Regions from separate parts of the Homo sapiens genome. Here region 1 is linked to region 2. Evidence: chromatin loops called from intact Hi-C (ENCODE). Cell type or tissue: right lobe of liver. All regions are shown on one strand. Links, peaks and the distances in the headings refer to the core of each region. The heading gives the core; the rest is flanking DNA.

Region 1 (4,407 bases), core at 287-4,286, 110 kb after region 2:
TATTGGTATTTTCTAATTAGAAAAATAATATGTGCTATTTTTAAGGGGTAAAAGATGAAAGGAAAAAAAATTATCCACTTGTCTACTTTCCAATCCCAAACTACTAATAAATAATTTCTTTTAAATCCTTCTAGATACATTCTATGAATGTAAGAAGCATGGTAAACAAATGGCATCAGACAATACTTACTGGTCAGTAACTTGCTTTGGTTTATTTAATAACAAAACTCACATATTTTCATGAATGTATAGTTCTGCCTATAATTTTTTAAATTTCTATGTAATATTTCATAGTGTGGGTTGGCTTTAATTTATTTGAATAGTATCATGTTGTTAAGCATTTGAGTTTTTCTCTTATTTAGGTATTTTATATATGCACACACACAAACACATACATACACATAAATACATATATGTGCACACTGTATATATATACACTCTACCATACAATATATATATGTACTCTACACACTATTATACAAAAGGACTTTGAAAAGTTTGTGAAAAAATGGAATTAAAGGATTAAAATATAAAATATAAACTTTATTTCTCAAGATAAGCTGCATCAAAATCAAGACAGTTTCGTAAGTAATGATACTGGCCACTTAGTCGATCCTTAAAGAACTGAGGGTCCTGTGAATTTAACCGCATCAGTGCAGTCTTCTTTACAATATTAACTGAGAAAAAATTGGGGGCCTTTTATGGGTTTTTTTTTAAGATTAGGAAACAAAAAGAAGTCAGAAGTTGCCAAATCAGGACTGTAAGGTGGATGCCCAAAGATGTTCTGTGAAAACTCTTGCAAAATTGCCCTTGTCTGATGAGAGGAATGAGCAGGAACATCATCATGGTGGAGAAGGACCCTCTGGTGAAGCTTTCCTGGGTTTCTTTCTGCTAAAGCTTTGGCCAACTTTCCCTACACACTCTCATAATAAGCAGATGTTACTGCTCTTTGGCCCTCCAGAAAGTCAACAAGCAAAATGCCTCAAGCATCCCAAAGAATGATTGCCATGACCTTTGTTCTTGACTTGTCTGCTTTGGCTTTGAATGGACCATGTCCACCTCTTGGTAGCCATTGCTGTGATTGTGCTTTGTCTTCAGGATGGTACTGATAAAGCCATGTTTTGTCTCCTGCTACAGTTCTTCAGAGAAATGCTTCAGGATCTTAATCCCACTTGTTTAAAATTTCCATTGAAGGTTCTCTTTCTGTCTGTGGCTGACCTGGGTGCAAATGTTTTGTTACCCATTGAGGGAAACTGCTCAACTTTTATTTTTCAGTTGGAATTGTGTAAGTTGGACTAGGTGAGCTGCCTATGATGTTGGCTGTTGTTTCTGCTGTTAATAATCAGTCCTCTTCAATTAGGGCATGAACAAGATAAATTTTTTCCTTGCAAATTGGTGTGGATGGTCTGCTGCTGTGGGCTTCATCTGCAACATCATCTCATCCCTTCTTAAAATGACTTATCCATTTGTAAACTGCTGATTTCTTTGGGGGCACTGTCCTCACAAACTTTTTATAAAGGATCAGTGATTTCCCCATTTTTCCACTTCAGCTTCACCATAAATTTAATATTTTCTTCTTGACTCAATTTTTGCAGAATTCTGTTGCTTTGATGGGGGCTCTTTTCAAATTGATGTCTTATCCTTCTTAGTGCCTCATAGTAGATCCTGTTCAGACATGTTATTACAAGTTAGCATGAGTTTCTTTTGTTGCTAAAAAACTTCAAACTCCATGCATGCATAATTTATTTACAATATGCAGTTTCTTTGAAATTTTTGAAATTCCCTTGTATATATACACCTACTATATGTGTGTAGATATCTATACACAAACATAAACACATAATAGGAAAAGTATGAAACATGGACTATATACATTCAGACTCATGGGAACAGCTGCCTCAAAAGAAAGCATAGGGAGGAAAACATAAGAGACTTCATCTTTACCTGTCATGTTTTATTATCTTAAAATATATATTATCACAAATAAGGTAGATACTTCAATAGTTCTGACATCATCCATTAGATACACTGATAATTATAACAACATCCTTTATAACTTTCTGAATTTTTCAATTCTACAGGTTTCATTTAAAAATACACACATATACAAAGCAGGGTGATATTTTCATCCTATAACACTCACCCTTTTATCTCCTGTAGGTGATTGAAGAAACTGCCCATGGGATCATAACAGAAGCCCCGGTGATAGTCTTCTCAGATTGAACCACAGCACTAATGGAGATTACCAAAATTTATAGGATAAGATTACTGAAATTTCTATGTTGTTTTATCCCATTGAAATCAATGGAAAGCAAAGGACAGGAAAGAGCCAAACAGACAATTTTCCCCTCTCATCTCTATGATATGGTCCCTCCTTACAGTTCTTCTGGAAAAGTCCAGAGTGCCAAGCAAATATACTGACTCTGGGGTCCTGCTGTGCTGCATCGTGGCTCATTGTGAACCAGTGGTCAATCCAGGAGGCCATCTCCATAGATACTTTGCATCATTTCCTTTCCCTCCCCTTCACCACTGGGGACTTACACTTCCCAAATAAAATATCAACAATTCAATCCATATCCCTGCATTCTAGACGCTTAGCACACTCCCATGACCCACATGCTGGTGAGGATGTTGAGTTCATGTGAAGCCTTGGTAATTTTGGTTGGAAACATGTTTCTAGAATCAAGGCAATGTGGTTTGGTCAAATTCAGATGAGATTGTGGAGCCGCGTGTCCTAGATTCCAGCTTTGGCTCTAGACCTTATAAACCAACCCTGTGGCCTTTTATCTCTCTCATCAGTCTAATGGAAATCATATTACCTGCCTTCCTTATCTGGAAATGTCATCATCAGGATCAAGAGAGATAAGGTTTGAGAAAGTAATGTGTAAGCCATTAAGTAGTACACAGATGACCATTACTGCTGTCAAACAGGAATTTGATGCAATGAACTCTGTTCCCCTTTTCTGTCAATACAAGTTCAGTGTTAAACATTTATACAGTTGTGAAAACTTCAAGTAAGTTGCGTGTGTTTTTTGGCTTTTATACAAATGATATTTTACCAGAGCAGTGGTCAAAAAACTATGACCCACAGGTGAAATTCTAAAGGCAGTCCTTTTTGTAAACAAAGTTTTATTGGAACTCAGCCATGTGCATTTCTTTACATATTGCCACAGCCACTTTCACACTACCAGGGCAGAGTTGAGTATTTTCAGTTGTGACAGAGACTGTCTGGCCCAAAAGCTGAAAATATTTACTATTTGGCCCTTCATAGAAAACGTTTGCCAATGCCTCTGCTAGAGGAAATGCTAGATACTGTGTCCCTTTCAGTTAACACTATATATGAGAGCTATGGTCTTCAAATTTTATGTCTGCAACATAATCCACTGGGGTCAACAAAAAAATATTTTCATTTTTATTTTTCATCTCATTCTTTTTTATTTTCATCTAGTATATACTTTAGAAGGTATAAAATATACTAGTATGATTGAACATGTATATAATTTATAAATAAAACACACATAAATAATTATATTACAGTTACATGTGTCACTAAATGTGTACAATTTAGCCATGTTACTCCATATGGATCTAGCTGTTTTGCCTGAACGCTTTGCATGGAGCTGCATTATTTGAATTCACCATAGTGTAAGTATCAATTCCCCTTCCAGTAATATTTGGGCCACTCCCAGTCTTCAGCATTGCAAACAATGATGCAGTGAACACGCATGATTTGCTTTTGTCCAGACTCATGGCTACTTGATAAAGCCTGGTGATAGGAACTCATTCTGACCTTGTCCAGGTTGGAGAACTGCATACAGCTAGTCAAATGCAGACCCAGACACAATTGGGCCATTGCTACATTATTCTTGGCTGACTGCAGATGTGCTTTATCTGCCTTGATGACAAATGCATTACACTGAACATTTTCATGTGTTTCAGAAGACAAAGGGGAAAAAAGGTCTCAAAGATTTCAAACACATAGAAATCTATAGGAAGGAAAAACAAACTAATCTGAGGTGCCTCTGACTCTCCCTACTTCTTCCCTGTCTCCATTGTTCTCTGGCATCAGCAAAACCTTCTCCCTGGCACTTTGCAGGGAGAACTCCCCTCACCCCTTTCCAGCCCACCCATGGTGGCTGACTTTTGTGCCCTCGAATTTGACTATACCTTTTCCTGCCTTGTGTATCTTAGATTTTAATGCAACATTCTGGAAGATCTTAGAACCTGTACTCTGATCTGAATTATTAAAGCAGGTCAGTGCTTATGCACTTAGAAGTAATATTTTTCTTCAAACATCCTCTGTGATATGGAAAAAGGTAATATTGCAACCAAGAGTTGCTTGCATAGATGGACATTCCTTTCATTCCCTCTTTTGTTCATTTTTTGGCAGTTTCTTCATTCTCTCTC
Region 2 (4,407 bases), core at 262-4,261:
GAAGGATGAATAGAATTAGAATGAGGGAGAAGGAGCCATTTTAACCATAGCTCTCTTGTTTGCAAGAGATAGAATTATATTCAAACTAGCTTAAGTGAAAAAGGGAAGGCCTTTGTTCACATCTGAAAAGTCCAGAGGTGAATGTGTTTCGAGCATGGCTGGCTCCATGGAATCCAGTGTTGTTCTGAGAGTTTAGTCTCATCTTCTCCACCTATTGGTTTGTATCTTCTTTAACTTATGTTGGCTTCGTTCCCAGGCAGGCTGTCTCTTTGGTGGCAAGATGGCTGCCAGGATTTCCAGATTTAAATCCCATTAGCAACCCAAACAAAAAGCAAATCAGTTCTAAAAGTCCTGGAATTCAGGCTAACAGACTTCAATCGACCCAATTGTCCATCCTTGAAGTATTCATTGTTACTGTCTGATCATGATTCTCTGTTGACTGGAGATTTGAGTCATATGGATTGAAAGTAGGGGAAGTGTATTTCTCCATGGAAATGTGGGGTGCAATCAGCAAGACACTAGGGGAGTAAATGTTGGACAGACAAATGCAAGACATGTTTACTGTAGGAGGTAAACCCATAAAGGTAGAGGGGAAATTCTGCTTACCTAAGAGATGCTCTACAAATATAAGAAAATATCAGGAGTTGGATATGGAATGGGAATTGAAGTAAAACCTGATTAGGACATCATTGGGGAAGAAAATGTGTACTTATGAAACAAGGGAAAATAGTGACTGATTAGAATGTAAAATTATCTTGGAAATGGTGAGTAAATAAAGACAGAGAAGGAGAATGGACTAAAACACAGAGGGACTAGGAGTTAAACTAGAAGCTCATTAGATTTTATGCACTATGTAAAATCAATTAGCCACTGAGAAATGTTAAATATCTTCTTTAAACGTTGCACCACATTATTTGTTATGTCAATATGCTAAAAAGACCTCCCTATCTGTTTTCCTTTTTTTTGGAGGGAAAGGTACTTGATTCACCTCCTAAGGAATTTGAGGTAAGCCAATCAGGTAAAGTTCTTTTCCCTGACCCATGACTGGGTCAGAAGTGGTGAGCATGTCACCCAACTCCATCTCATGAGAGGTAAGGGGAAGTCTGTTGGGGAATTTCTGCAGAACATTTTCTCTTTTCTAAGACAGGTCTAAGTAAAAATATTATTTTTTCTTTTCCCATGGGAAACTGGCCTTGATACCTAGAACTGTTGAACCCTTTTACTACCAGTCTGAGGATGAAGCTCACACTAGGAAGATGTAGGAACCCAGGTCCTATTGTCACTGTCAAGCCGGTCATTGTAGAATAATCTACTCCACTTTGGGTTTTCTGTTATGTGAGATAATACATATCTTTATTGTTTCAGCCAATTTGAGTTGGGTTTTCTGTTATTTGCAGCCAAAAGCAACCCAAAAGATGTACTTTTTGTACTGAAATTGTGGTCATAGAGACCCTTATTAAAAGTGATTTATTTACTTTTCTATTATCTATACAATAAAACTCTAATTAAAATATAAAAGAAAATGTTATACTCTCATGCTGAAGTAAGGCACAGAATTGTGTGTGTATATATATATGTGTGTGTGTGTGTGTGTGTGTGTGCGTGTGACAATTAAATGGAGAAAAAAGGACTGGAAGAAAACTGGCCAAAATCTTAATAGTACTACTGTCTCTTTATGGAATATAACAATGGATGATGTGATATTTTTCTTCTTTCTATTTTTTCCAAATATTATATTGAAAAATCTCATTGCTTTTATAAAAATGAAAAAAATCTAAGTTTTTTTTTCAAGATCAACCCGAATTCAATTACCCTGAATTTTGAGGAATGGGCTATTTTTGACATTTTAATCATCTGGGTAATTCAGAACCCTTTTGATTTCAAATTTTGTGATGACACATTGTTCTGAAATGTATGAGTCACTTTTCTATCTTAGTAAATTGTGTAGTAACCATAATGAAATTTTTCTTCACTGATGGCAAATATCTCAGGCTTCAGGTCCTCTTTCTGAGGGTCGAGGCCTGGAGATAGAGATGGAGCCGGTGCTGGAAATTAGGCATAATGTGTAATGACTGAACACTGCCAAAGAAATTGCCTTCCCTCTCTGTCTTGTAAGTGAGTTCCTGATAGCCATATATTATTTGAATGACTTGCCAAATATGTATTTTTAAATTGTTTCATACTTCTTTGAGAAAAAGTTAATTAAAAGGAAAAATATACATCACTATCATATAGTGAAAAACAGTGTCATTTGACATAAATAAAAAGCAACCCATAAACACAACCCAAATAACATTTAATAATATTAATCATATTATGTCTTGATGCTGTTGAATACTAGAGGTTCTGAGCCTGGGCCCTGCTCTGTCTTTATTTTAAAAGGAAGATTAACAAAGGTTAGAGAGAAAATAGAGTCTCTGTTCATAACAAACAAAGTTTTTTTGAACAGTGACAAGGATAGAAAAAGATTCACTTTTTCACCAAGAGATTCAATATTATTTAAAATTACATTCCACTGCCATTTTAAATCACACCTTCCAGATCATGCGAAGTTACTTGTCTACCACTTAACATTTGTGTGTCACCAGTGGTACCTGCTGCATTCCATTTTTTAGGAGACAGGAAATTACATCAGTGATTATTGACTCTGGCTACACATCAAAAGCACTTGGAGGGGACACACACACACAAACACACACACACACAGTTCTCAAATATTAACATGCATCAGAAGGGCTTGTTGAAACAAAGGGTTTCTGACCCAGTAGGTTTGGCACAGGACCTCAACATTTACATTCCTAACAAGACCCCAGGTAACACTGACAATCCTGCCTAAAACCACACTTTGAAAACCACTGCACTAAGCGGTAGAGGGGCCCATGCATTACTAACTTCCAAATCATGTTGCTTTCTCCATTTTGTTGGGGCCAGCACATGTTGGTCTATACAATAAGCAGAAGACTAGAGCAGAGTTGAAATCCAGATGAATTAAGATGCACATATTTCTTAACCTTTACTCCAGCTAGGAGTACATCAGTTCCTACAAGTTGAACTGCATTATAAAGTAAATAGATCTGCTCTGAGAAAAGGTCAGTACACATGTTCTGCTGCAATCTAATTTAAGTCTATTGCACTCTGCCCTATTACTCACTCTGGTGCAAGAGGTACAATGGTGAAAAGCTGGAATTTAATTGTCTCTTCTATACTAAAAACTTCTTGGTCCACAGAATATGCATGAGAGCTAAAGAGATGAGCTCAAGAAGGCAGGCTTTTCTAGACATAGTATTGCACCCATCTCTTCTTCTTGAACACTGCTTCTTGAGTTCCCCATCAGTGTTGAGGAGAAGGCTCCTTTTAAATCTTAAAGTGGCCCTCGAATCTGTTTTCCTTCCTCTTCACTCACTCTGTGTCATTACCAAGAACCTGATACCAGGAAGTATTTCAGAGAGCAGTCCTGAACACATTTCTCTGACTGTAGTGTGCTAGTTATTTGCCAGCCCTCTGCCTATTATGGAATTGTGTTTAGTTTCTATGACTTAATAATTACTTTAATTTCACTTTGTACTGTTTTGAAGAACTCTTTTTGAATGAGGGGCACTTAGCACACTCCTACTGCTTGCCTGGAACAGACACAGCTAATCAGAATGTGTAGAATTACATAAAAGAATAATTATGAGAGTCTGCGATGTGTTATAACAGATGTACCAAACAAGGCTGGATCAACTCATTGCTCGGAAGAGAAAGAACTTATTAAGGCAGTTGCAGTCACGAATCTTACAAGCACAAGTGGAAGCTTCTAACAGGGCAGAAGAGGGAAAAAAACTGAAGTCTTTGAAGCATGGAATTAAAAAAAATTCCAATTATTTTATTTTTTCTGTGTGCTGGTTCGTGTTCAGGTGCATCTTCTTAGAGTCCATGGTGCTCAATACTGTTTCCAATTGCCTGTACATGGGAAATGGGTTCCTTTCTTGGTTCAAATGACCATGAAGCAAAGGTCACTAGGGTAGAATAGAGGTCACACAGAGGTATAAAGATATCCCCAACCCTAAGGGTCTGAGGTAAGTCTCTTGTCTGCCAAGCTACTCATCCCTCCCTTTCTTTTAAGGTAATCCATGGTTTACTAGGTGGAAAATCAAAGGTAAGAAAAATGAGAATCTGCTACTGAGGGTAGCCTGCACTTACAACGTGCTATTTCCCAGCTGCTGTTTGGTCCCATCTAGTTCTCAGTTATGCCAAGATTTCAGGGAGTGTTTCCTAAACACTGCATGGTTAAAAAGCTATATACTGTATTTAGAGCTCATTAGCTAAATTAACTTTATTTCCAGTAAATATTAACACCAGTTTATAGTATTTAGCTTTGGCTATGAATATAAACTCTTGCTAGGCATGGTGAAAAAGGGGCAGGGA

The links. A loop is a pair of places that touch in the nucleus more often than their neighbours do. Peaks named below come from ENCODE experiments on the same cell type or tissue, not always from the same donor. Only the 100,000 strongest peaks of a DNase experiment are listed, where the experiment ranks them.
Region 1: a loop joins it to region 2, with 10 times the contacts of the local background. A loop is called at or near these places in 1 of 110 quality-filtered maps.

Annotation. Positions count from the first base shown.
Region 1 is chr16:52,295,594-52,300,000 of GRCh38, reverse strand. LOC107984901 (a long non-coding RNA gene) reads left to right here. Exons shown (of 6, transcript XR_001752185.2): 5 at 135-192; 6 at 2,161-2,994. Among named protein-coding and RNA genes, the nearest start is that of CASC22, 39 kb to the right of the region's middle. RefSeq lists an enhancer at 1,191-2,390. In right lobe of liver, for the core only: no CTCF peak of the experiment used is centred there; no DNase peak of the experiment used is centred there; H3K27ac peaks cover 1,611 bases.
Region 2 is chr16:52,406,997-52,411,403 of GRCh38, reverse strand. No RefSeq gene overlaps it. Among named protein-coding and RNA genes, the nearest start is that of TOX3, 140 kb to the left of the region's middle. In right lobe of liver, for the core only: no CTCF peak of the experiment used is centred there; a DNase peak (open chromatin) is centred at 2,663; H3K27ac peaks cover 2,285 bases.